Regions from separate parts of the Homo sapiens genome. Here region 2 is linked to region 1. Evidence: chromatin contacts called from ENCODE Hi-C or POLR2A ChIA-PET data. All regions are on one chromosome and are shown on one strand. The core of a region is the stretch at or near the end of the contact, and the rest is flanking DNA. Distances in the headings are between cores, read along the strand shown. Region 1 holds the start of PTPN7 (protein tyrosine phosphatase non-receptor type 7). Region 2 has its middle 33 kb from the start of NUAK2.

Region 1 (5,096 bases), core at 1-2,500:
AGACAAGGTCAACGGCTGTGCTCTGGAGCGCCCCCCATGGGCTTGGACCATGCTGAGGTGGGGTGCTGGGCCCAGGGGAGGCTCACTCAGCCATGAGGTCTGCCTGAAAGACAGGGCCCTCCGCTGCTGTTCTCTGGCCTGCCTGATTGGCCAGAAGGAGGCTCCCATGCCAGGCCAGGTTTGCACTCTGTTTTCACTGGGGCGTCTTCTGTTCCCCAAGAGGTGGCCTCATTTTCACTAAGGGAAGGACAGGATCTATTTGGTGGGACCCAGGGCAGAAGGCAGTCTCGGGGTAGAGTAACGGCAAGATAAAGGGTAGAGATTGTGGATGAAGATAGGAAAGAATCCAGAAGGAGGAAAAGAGAGAGGGGAGAGAGGCCACACACCAGAGTACACAGGGCTCTGAGCAGGTCCAAGTGGGAGAAGGCAAGGGAGGAAACAGAAAATATGTGTTCTCTAGGACGGAAGGGAGAAAGCACGCAGAAGCCATCTCTGAGCTAACCAGTGGGCCTTCCCCTGAACAGAGAATGGAGGCCTCCAGCAGTGTTGGAGCTGGTTGGGCAGCCAGGCAGGCGGGCTCCTGGACCCCAGCAGGGTCCTCTCCTAACTGCTGCTGTTCCACTCCCAGGTCTGTTTCTGGCTTCTGGGGTCTCTGTCCAGGGAGGTAGGCTGGAGGTGTTTCCTTCCTCCTCCTGCCCATCCCCCCGTCTCCCGCCTCTGTAACCGTCACAGGAAATGGCCTCACCAAGCCCTTGAACGACAGCGCATGGTGAGGCGACAGCTGGGGGCAAGACAGGAGGCATGGAGGTGGTGGGACCATCTCCTCTTGGGGGCAGTCCCTATCTCCCAGAGCCAGGGTCACAGTGGGCGAGGTGGCGGGGGTGTTGAATCACCAAGGCAGCAGGGACGGAGGTGAGGGGACAGAATGGGCCTGGCACAGGTGTGAGTGGTAGAGCGAGGGTCTCTGGTAGCAGAAAAGGTCCCTTCAGCCTCTGCTCTCCTTGTAGCTCCCTGTGGCTTCCCTGCTCACCCCCGTCTTGGGGACATCAGGTCTGTGAGCACCCATACCCCAGCCAGGCACTGTGGCGCCCCACTCGCCCTCCCGCACTCCCTCCTAGAGATGCCCTCTTATATCCCCGGAGTTCGCACCCCCCGGGGCCACAGGACTCCCAGTCCCCCCTTCAGATACTTACTGAAGCAGCTGTGGCCCCCAGGCTGCCTCTTGCCAGCTGTCTGTCTGTCTGTCGGTCTGTCTTTGAGGGCTGAGAAGGCTCCAGGAAGCCAGCTTCCTCCCTCCGCCCCTCCTTGCTGCCACCCACGCACACCCCAGCTGCATTCTGCCCTCCTGTGCCTGCTGCCGCTGCCACCAGGGGTCGGCTGCCTCCCGCCTGTGCCCTTCTGGGGCCCAAGGCCCCGTTCCCTGGGAATGGGTGAGGGGCCAGGCCTTCCCGACCATCCTGCTTTCCCCAGCTTCCAGACCCTCTCCCCTCTTCTGTGTTTCTCCTCTGGGTCTTTGTCACATCCAGCCGCTGCCTACTTGCTGGGCACAGCTCGCCTGACCCCCAGCTCTGTGCTGTCCCACAAAGAACCCAAGGCTCTCCTGCTCAACCTGACCTTGGCCGGAGGCTTATTTCTCCTTCTCTGCTTCTGCCCCACAGCCCTCTCCCTCAAGGCCCTCTCCCTCAAGGCCCTCTCCCTCAAAGCCCTTGCTGCTTCAAGCCTTGGGAATTCATGGCCAAGCACAGACCACATCTTCCCAGAGCAGATGTGGCACAGACTCGGGGTGGGGAAAAAGAAGAAGCAAGAATCCATGCCTCACAATGTGAAGGAAAGGGCCGGGGCCAGGCCAAAAAGGTCGTCTCCACGCCTGTGCCACGGCCCAGCTCTCCACAGCCCACGGCCTGAGTGTAGGCCAGCCCAGCAGGAAGCAGATAGCAGAGTCCACTTGTGGGAGGGAGTCCGAGGGGCTTCCCCTGGGCCCTCAGCCCCCTGCAGGCCTCCTCCCAGAACCCTGACATCTACTTAGAAGACTTACAGACAGTGGACAGTCTCTGGCCCTCACACCAGGGGACTCCCATGTCCTCTTCGCTGCTGGGGTGCCTGGATGCCTGGGACCTGAAGGGTGGCCCCCAAGTCCAAGACTCCTCTGCCCACTGCCCCTGCCTGACCTTGGCAGGCTCCTTGCGGGCCAGCAGCCCAGCCGGTTCATGCTCGCTGCACGCCTCCTTTTACCTTGTAACATTTCAAACGCCCTTCCCTTCCCGGCCCCCAACATGCACAATCCACGTCCTCTTTCTTCCTCCCACTTCCCTGATTCAGCTGTCAAATGGTGACAGCAAAAAAGAAATGAGGTACCCTAGGCACAGGGGGTAGGCATGCCGGAGGGGGTGGTCGGGAGGGGGCTGGCCTTCTGCTGGCCCCTTGAGGAGGAGGGTTGAGACGAAGAACAAGAACAGCCCCCAGAGGCTCAGAAGGCCTCCCAGCACCCGCCCTTGCTCTTGGCAGTGGGGACAGGGGCTGGCTCTTTTTTGAGCCCCTCCATGGCCAGCTGATCCTGGCACCTCCTTCCCTGCAGCCTGCGTTCCTCTCCGGAGTGGGTGGGTTTCCCTGAGGAGGAGGCCGATTAGGGCTGGGAAAGGGGTTGGTTCCCGTGCTCAGGACAGACTGGAGGGAAGCAGGAACCTGGGAATCCCTAACATGCTTGCGAGCAGTGACCTGGAGACTGGCCTCTGCCTCACCCCCCACACCAGTCAGTGTTTCCACTGGTGGGTAGTGGGGGCCCTGGGGACACAGGAGGGGGCAGGTGGGGGTTGGAAAGAGGGCCCGGCTCTGAGCCTATGCTGATTGTTATCAAGAACAGGAAGCTAGGACACCACAGGGGTGGGAGGAGGAAGCGGCAAAGCCCTCCCCACACAGGTCTGCCTGGTCCCCCCAAGTTTCCAGGGTCTGAGCCCTGTTGGCTGTGAGCCCACCCCTTTCCCCCACAGACTGAGGCCTAGCAGTGGCTGGACAGTTGGAAGCTGAGCTTCACAGCAAGGAAGCTGGGAGCCAGGCGATGGGGAAGATAGTTGGGGTTGGGGGTGGGGGTAGTGGCTGAGCATTAGGCAAGACCTCTCAAAGATCCCCTGTTCCCTCTGGGTGGATGTGGGGTAGAGGGGACAGTCACTCCTTGGCTCCTGCCCACTCCTTCTTCCCCTGTGCTTAGGGATACCTGGACATCCATGGAGGTGTGTGGCCAGAGCTCATGAGGGCTGAGGATGCCAACTGCAACCTCAGATGGCACAAGACATGCGTCATCGCCCTGCACCTCCCCCTCCCCAGCCTGGCCTGGTGACTTGGGACGCCCCTCTCTGCCCTCTCTGGAGTGGACTCTGTCCCATCCGGGCTGTTGGAAGGCTCCTGGGCGTGACTCCCTCTCCCCTCCAGAACCTTCCCACCCCTGGGGCCAAAAGGTCACAGCAGCTCTCAAACTTCCATCACTCGAATCGATTTGTGTTCCTGGGTTGAGATTTAGGTTCTAGCCACCCTCGACTCCAGAGAAAGTATAGTAATAGTTGGAAATCAGAAAGATCTATGCATAATGAGTCTAAACGTAGCTTATTAACTGTGTGACCTTGGGCAAATTGCTGAGTCTCAGGCTCCTCCTCAGCTTCCTCCCTCCACTGGGGGATGATCATAGCACCTCCCTTGTCAGCCCATGGTGTGCTTTGCTCACGGAGGAGAGGTTGGGAGTCAGCAGCCAGAGGACCGAGGAGCTGGGAGGAGCTGGCTGGGGAAGTGGGTCTGGGAGCAGCACAGGGTGAGGAGGTCATGGCTGCCGGGTCTCACCTCTCACCAGCCTCCCTCTTCCTCCTCACTGCTGACTTTCTCCCTGAACCCGGGCTGCCGGGGCACTTCCAGCCGAGCACTGAGGAAGTGCAGGAAGGAGTCACTCCCAGGGGTCTCCCAGCATCCCGGGTGGGACAGAGTCCACTCCAGGGAGGACAAAGAGGGGTGTCCCAAGCCACCAGGCCAGGCTGGGGAGGGACTGGTGCAGGGCATGATGCATCTTGAGAGTCAGCCTTGTCCCATCTGAGGCTGTGGTGGGTGCCCTCAGCCCTCCCAAGCTCTGGCCACACACGTCTTGACTCTCTTGTTTTCCCCTCTAGTGATTCCCAGTTCCAGGGCTGTGAGCCGCAGCTCCCTGCCCCAAGTGTCAGAAGCGCCCCCCTCCCTAGCCCAGGCCCGGGGAAAGGCGGACATTACATCTGGAATTCCCAGAAGTCGTTGCTCTTTGCCAGCCCCTAGGGAGTAGGGAGCTCCTTGCTGGGGAGCAGTTGGCCCCCAGAGGCAAAGGCTGCCACCTTTTAACAATCCAAGGGGAGGATCCTGGGGAGAGAGTCAGCTGCCTGGGGCCAGGACTGCTGGGTCCTGCACACTCCAGCTGCTCTGCCCCCTTCCTAGCTGCCCTCCTCGGCTCCTCTCTGGAGAAGCACTAGGATCTCGGGTGGCTGTTCCTCCATCCTTCCCACCCCCAAAACCCTAGGCCAGCCTGAGCTGGCTTGTTCTGCCCCAACTTTGTAGGCCCTGGCTTGTTCCTGTTTGTGTCGGGGAGACAGAAACACCAAGAACTGGATCTGGGAAGCCTCATCCCACAGGAAGCAGGGAGACAGCAGGGGAGACAGGGTGAGTGGGGCAGGGAAGTGCTGTTAAGGGCATGGGATAAGTCCAGGCTGACCAGAGTGACAACTGCACCCCTGTCTCAAAGCTTCAACCCTGTGCCGGGCCAGCTAGGGACCTCCTGCTACCTTTTGGATGAAGGGGAACATCCCATACCCTTTACCCCTGGCTGAGAGGACCAGTAATCCAGCCCTGCTTGGCACTGGGATGCCAGGGCCAGCCTGCCAGGAGGTCCAGGAAAGTGCCTGGTTCTTTGCCCGATGCTGGAACTCAGGACCCTGGCAGGAAGGTTTTAGGATAGAAGAGTCCCTCCCTCTCTCCCAAGCCCAGAGCCAGCCAAATGGACATCTATTCTACAATGTGGCCTTTTCTTCCCAGGGGCTCCCGTCTCCCTCCCGCTCTGTGTTGTCCCCGGACACCCACTCATACATCCATCC
Region 2 (5,096 bases), core at 942-3,441, 3.1 Mb after region 1:
TAGGGCTCAGATGGTGGCTCTTAACAGACCTCAATGGTCTGATGAAAACTCTGCATCCTCTTCCAAGAAAAACGCATCTACTCAAAAATTCTCTATATGACACCAGGACTCCCTGCAGACCATCCTCAGACCCCAGGTTAGGAATTTCCATCTGGAAGCTGATACTCAAAAATAAATTCTGAGGCAGCCTCCCTATTCAAACTGTGGGGCTCAGGGCAAATTCAAAGTAATAAAGTAATAACCTCTCACACGAGTGCTGTGCTCGACAACTCACAATACACGTTCACGTACATTGCTGGGATAGACCCTAGGGTCTGGATTATAATCGAATAAAGGAGGTCAAGGCCCAGAGAGGTCCAGTGACTTGCTCAAGGTCACACAGCCAATCTGGGCAAAGTCACTCCAGACTCTCTTACCTTCATGGGGCCTCACAGAAGCCCAACACAATTTGCCCACCAGTGGGGAAGATGCAATGGAGAACAGGTTGCATTTGGCCCCTGGGGAAACTGGTCCTGGCTGTGTTCAGCCGGCTCCTGCCGCTGCTCCACAGAGGCACACCCAGCTTGGCCTCTGTGGTGAGCTGTGGTGAGCTGTGGTGAGCTGTGGTTTGAGCAGCCTCCCTCCTAACGAAGGCAGAGAGAAGGCCAGGTTGTCAGGCTGTGTCTTGTGAGAAGGAGGGAACCAGAGGAGGGGCAACGGCAGAAACCAGACCTGAAGCCTGAACCCCAGGAACCCAGGGGACAAAGACTCCCTGGCCACCACTTGTCCCAAGACTGCAGACACCTCACTGGCCAGGAGCATACAAGCAGGAGTATACAATGTGGCCGGGGGTGCATAGGAGTCAGGATACAGAGCCATGTTCTGTGTGTATGATGTTCACATACAGGAGCCAGACTTGACCATGGGAGACCAGTTTTTAAGTTTCCAAGGAATTCTTGCTCCCTAAACATGTACTTGACCCAGAAAACTCTTCAGCCTTCAAGGCCCAACTCCCTCCACGAAGAATCTGTCCAGTGTCTGATGACTAAAGGCCCTGGATTCAGATCCAGCTTAGGCACCGCCTGGTCATTATCTGACTTCTCTACAGACTGTGCCTCTAGTAGGCTGGAGCCCTGGACTCAACTCAATATTTCACCCCTGCCCCTAGCAATAGGGGGTCAATGGACATTTGTTCAATAAGCTCTAGACACCAGAAAGGGTGAACTGTCTCTTGGCTTCAGTTGTTCTGTGACTTCAGGCTAAATCCAAAACCTCTGCGGTCAAAGAAGGCCATTGCCACCCCTCCCCACCCTGTTCCCTCTTAGGTGGAAGGCAATTGTGGCCCTTAGAAACCCTCTGAAGAAGCATCTAACAGCTTTTCTCAGGCCGAAATGGGAGAGGGTGAAGGTTTAGGAAAGAAAACGGTCATTCTTATGTCTTTCCCCAAACCAGATGATTTCCCTTTGTTCCAAACAGTTGGCAAAGACGTCTGGGCAGAGAAAGGGTCCTGACTTGATGCACTGCTCTGCAGGCAGCTGGGTGACTCCGGCCTCTGTTGGTTTGCAGCCTGGGCCAGGGCTGGGGAGTTGCTGAGGGGTGGGCTCAGGCTCACAGTAGGTAGGCTGCTGCTTGGGCTTTCAACTATTACCTCTGATCACAATGAATTCATGAATTTATATTAGTTTGATGCATATCTCTTCCACTGGACTTCCAACCTCTGGAGCGCAGGAACCACACTGTATTTAATTCTGGAGCCTCAGGGCCTGGCACAATGTCAAGCACACAGTAAGTGCTCAGTAAGTGCTAGAGACAAAAACGCACTGCAGCCTCCCTGCCAGCCTGATTTCTGGAGCATCCCTGACTCTCTTAATGGAAAGAGCTTCTCAGAGCTTCCCAAGCTGACTAGAGGAGGGACTGTCATGGTCATGGGCCCTGCTTCCCTCTTATAGTTCTCTTAGCTGGAAGGCAGGATCCTTCTCCTCTGAGCTGCTTCTGAGGCCACTTATTTGTTTATTTCCAAACCCAAAAATGCTTCTTAGGTTTTGCTGCCACCTGACTTGAAGCTCTGACCACCCCAGTGCTACTTCTGCTCTGCCCCATCCAGACATCAAGCGAGATTCATTCCCCCAGCCTCAGACAAACCACACCCCTATCACAACCGTAACTATTCTTAGCAGAGCAGGAAGGGGGGCGCTGCCGAATGACCTCGCTGCCTATAGAGACTTCACCTCCACCCACCCTTCACTCACCCGGTGTCACTTCCCCCTTTTAATAACAACAACACTGACACCAAGTTTCACTTCCACCACTTCCTGTGGGTTTTGTTCATCCTCAGCTGCTGAGGTTTCTAGAGGGTGGGTGAGTCTCTGGCCCAGCTGCAGGAAGGTCCCTCTGACTATAAACTCTACCCCTAAGCATTTAGAGGCTTGCCCTTCAGTCCTCAGACACATTCACCTTTCTTTTTTTTTGCTTTTTTTTTTTGTTTTTTTTTTTGAGGTAGAGTCTCACTCTGCTGCCCAGGCTGGAGTGCAGTGCAGTGGCACGATCTTGGCTCGCTGCAACCTCTGCCTCCCAGCTTCAAGTGATTCTCCTGTCTCAGCTTCCTGAGTAGCTGGGATTACAGGCATGTGCCACCATACCTGGCTAATTTTTGTATTTTTAGTAGAGGCAGTATTTCTCCATGTTGGCCAGGCTGGTCTTGAACTCCTGACCTCAGCCTCCCAAAGTGCTGGGATTATAGGTGTGAGCCACCGCACCTGGCCACATTCTCCTTTTTTTTCTTTTTTTTTTTTTTCCAGACAGAGTTTTGCTCTTGTTGCCCACGCTGGAGTGCAATGGTGTGATCTCAGCTCACCGCAACCTCCGCCCTCTGGGTTCAAGCGATTCTCCTACCTCAGCCTCCCAAGTAGCTGGGATTACAGGCATACACCACGACACCCGGCTAATTTTGTATTTTTAGTAGAGACGGGGTTTCTCCATGTTGGTCAGGCTGGTCTTGAACTCCTGACCTCAGGTGATCCGCCTGCCTTGGCCTCCCAAAGTGCTGGGATTACAGGCATGAGCCACCACACTTGGCCCACATTCTCCTTTTTTAAAGCTGTCCAGAATAGGGGATTCTCCATCCTTCCCTGGGTCAGAATCCCAATATCTGATCCAAGTTCATCCTGTTGACTAACCCAAATCTCTCCTGCTATTAGGGTTGCCATATTTTGCAAGTAAAAATACAGAACACAGAACACCCATTTAAATTTGAATTTCAGATAAACAATGAATAGAAGGCCAGGGGCAGTGGCTTATGCCTGTAATCCCAGCACTTTGGGAGGCTGAGGTGGGCGGATCATGAGGTCAGGAGTTCGAGACCAGCCTGATCAACATGGTGAAACCCTATCTCTACTAAAAATACAAAAATTAGCCGCGTGTGGTGGCGTGCGCCTGTAATCCCAGCTACTCAGTAGGCTGAGGCAGGAGAATTGCTTGAACCCAGGAGACGGAGGTTGTAGTGAGCCGAGACTGTACCACTGTACTCCAGCCTGGGCAAAAGAGCAAGACTCCGTCTCAAAAAAAAAAAAAACAAAAAAAAAAATGAATAACTTTTTAGTTAAGCATGTCCTGTGTAATATTATACTAAAAAAAAATTCATTGTTTATCGGAAATTCAAATGTAACTGGACATCCTTTCTTTTATCTGGCAACCCCCTGCCTGCTGTATTCCTTCTCTTTTTGTTTGGAGACAGTCTTACTGTGTCACCCAGGCTAGAGAGCAGTGGTGTGATCTCAACTCACTGCAGCCTCAACCTCCTAGGCTCAAGGGATCCTCCCACCTCAGCCTCCCAGATAGCTGGGATTACAGGCACATACCACCATGCTCAGCTAATTTTTGCATTTTTAGTAGAGATGGGGTTTCGCCATATAGCCCAGGGTGGTCTTGAACTCCTGGCCTCAAGTGATCCACCCGCCTCATCCTCCCAGAGTGCTGGGATTACAGGCGTGAGTCGCTGCACCCAACCTTGTATTCCTTCGCATGAAAGCAGCAGTTCTCAACCATTTTGATCTCAGGATCTCTTTACACTGTTAGAAATTATTGAGGACACCCAAAGAAGCTTTGTTGATGTGGGTGAATGATAGCTACTGGTATTTACCATATTAGAAAGGCAAACAGACATTTTAAAAGTAGTAATTAAGGCCAGGCGCGGTGGTTCAAACCTGTAATCCCAGCACTTTGGGAGGCCAAGGCGGGTGGATCACTTGAGGTCGGGAGTTCCAGACCAGCCTGGCCAACATGGAGAAACCCCCGTCTCTACTAAAAATACAAAAATTACCCAGGCATGGTGGCAGGCGCCTGTAATCCCAGCTACTTGGGAGGCTGAGGCAGGAGAATCGCTTGAAGCCGGGAGGTGGAGGTTGCGGTGAGCCAAGATCTCACCATGGCACTCCAGGCTGGGCAACAAGAGCAAAACTCCATCTCAAAAAAAAAAAAGAAGAATACAAAAATTAGCCGGGCATGGTGGCACATGCCTGTAATCCCAGCTACTCAGGAGGCTGAGGCAGGAGAATCACTTGAACCTGGGAGGCGGAGGTTGCAGTGAGCCGAGATCACGACACTGCACTCCAGCCTGGGTGACAGAGTAAGTCTCAAAAAAAGAAAAAAAAGCAGGAATTAAGATAACAGTAATATCTCATTATGTACATATGTACAAAAAATAATTTTTCAAAACAAAAAAAATTATTGAGGAGAGTGGCATTGTTCTACATTATTTTACAAATATTTTTTGATTTTTCAATTTTAAATTATGTTAAAAAACATAACATAAAATTACCATCTTAACCATTTTTTTTTTTTTTTGAGACTGAGTCTCACTCTGTCGCCCAGGCTGGAGTGCAGTGGTGCGATCTCAGCTCACTGCAAGCTCTGCCTCCTGGGTTCAAGCGATTCTCCTGCCTCAACCTCTCGAGTAGCTGGGACTATAGGTGCCCACCACCACGAGCGGCTAATTTTTTGTATTTTTAGTAGAGACAGCGTTTCACCGTGTTAGCCAGGATGGTCTCAATCTGCTGATCTCGTGATCCACCCGCCTCAGCCTCCCAAAGTGCTGGGATTACAGGCGTGAGCCACCGTGC

The links. Hi-C counts contacts between places; a loop is a spot of excess contacts on that map. ChIA-PET counts read pairs that join two places held with the same protein, here RNA polymerase II (POLR2A). Pooled maps may share reads with other maps.
Region 2: a map of naive thymus-derived CD4-positive, alpha-beta T cell shows a loop between it and region 1 (12-fold over the local background). The contact joins the enhancer-like site here to the promoter of PTPN7 in region 1. A Hi-C loop is called at or near these places in 1 of 168 maps with a recorded cell type or tissue (naive thymus-derived CD4-positive, alpha-beta T cell), 2 of 37 single-sample maps with no recorded cell type and 4 of 50 pooled maps. POLR2A ChIA-PET finds 5 or more read pairs at or near these places in 1 of 52 experiments (OCI-LY7).

Annotation. Positions count from the first base shown.
Region 1 is chr1:202,159,352-202,164,447 of GRCh38, forward strand. PTPN7 (protein tyrosine phosphatase non-receptor type 7) reads right to left here and starts at 1,251. Exons shown (of 10, transcript NM_002832.4): 1 at 1,194-1,251; 2 at 1-103. The coding sequence starts at 51. RefSeq lists enhancers at 1-11, 112-201, 462-541, 4,072-4,740.
Region 2 is chr1:205,286,165-205,291,260 of GRCh38, forward strand. No RefSeq gene overlaps it. Among named protein-coding and RNA genes, the nearest start is that of NUAK2, 33 kb to the right of the region's middle. Within about 2 kb of position 2,192, at least 13 of the 41 ENCODE cell types and tissues checked have a DNase peak (open chromatin) inside an H3K27ac peak, as active enhancers do; they include OCI-LY7, where a contact is called at or near this core.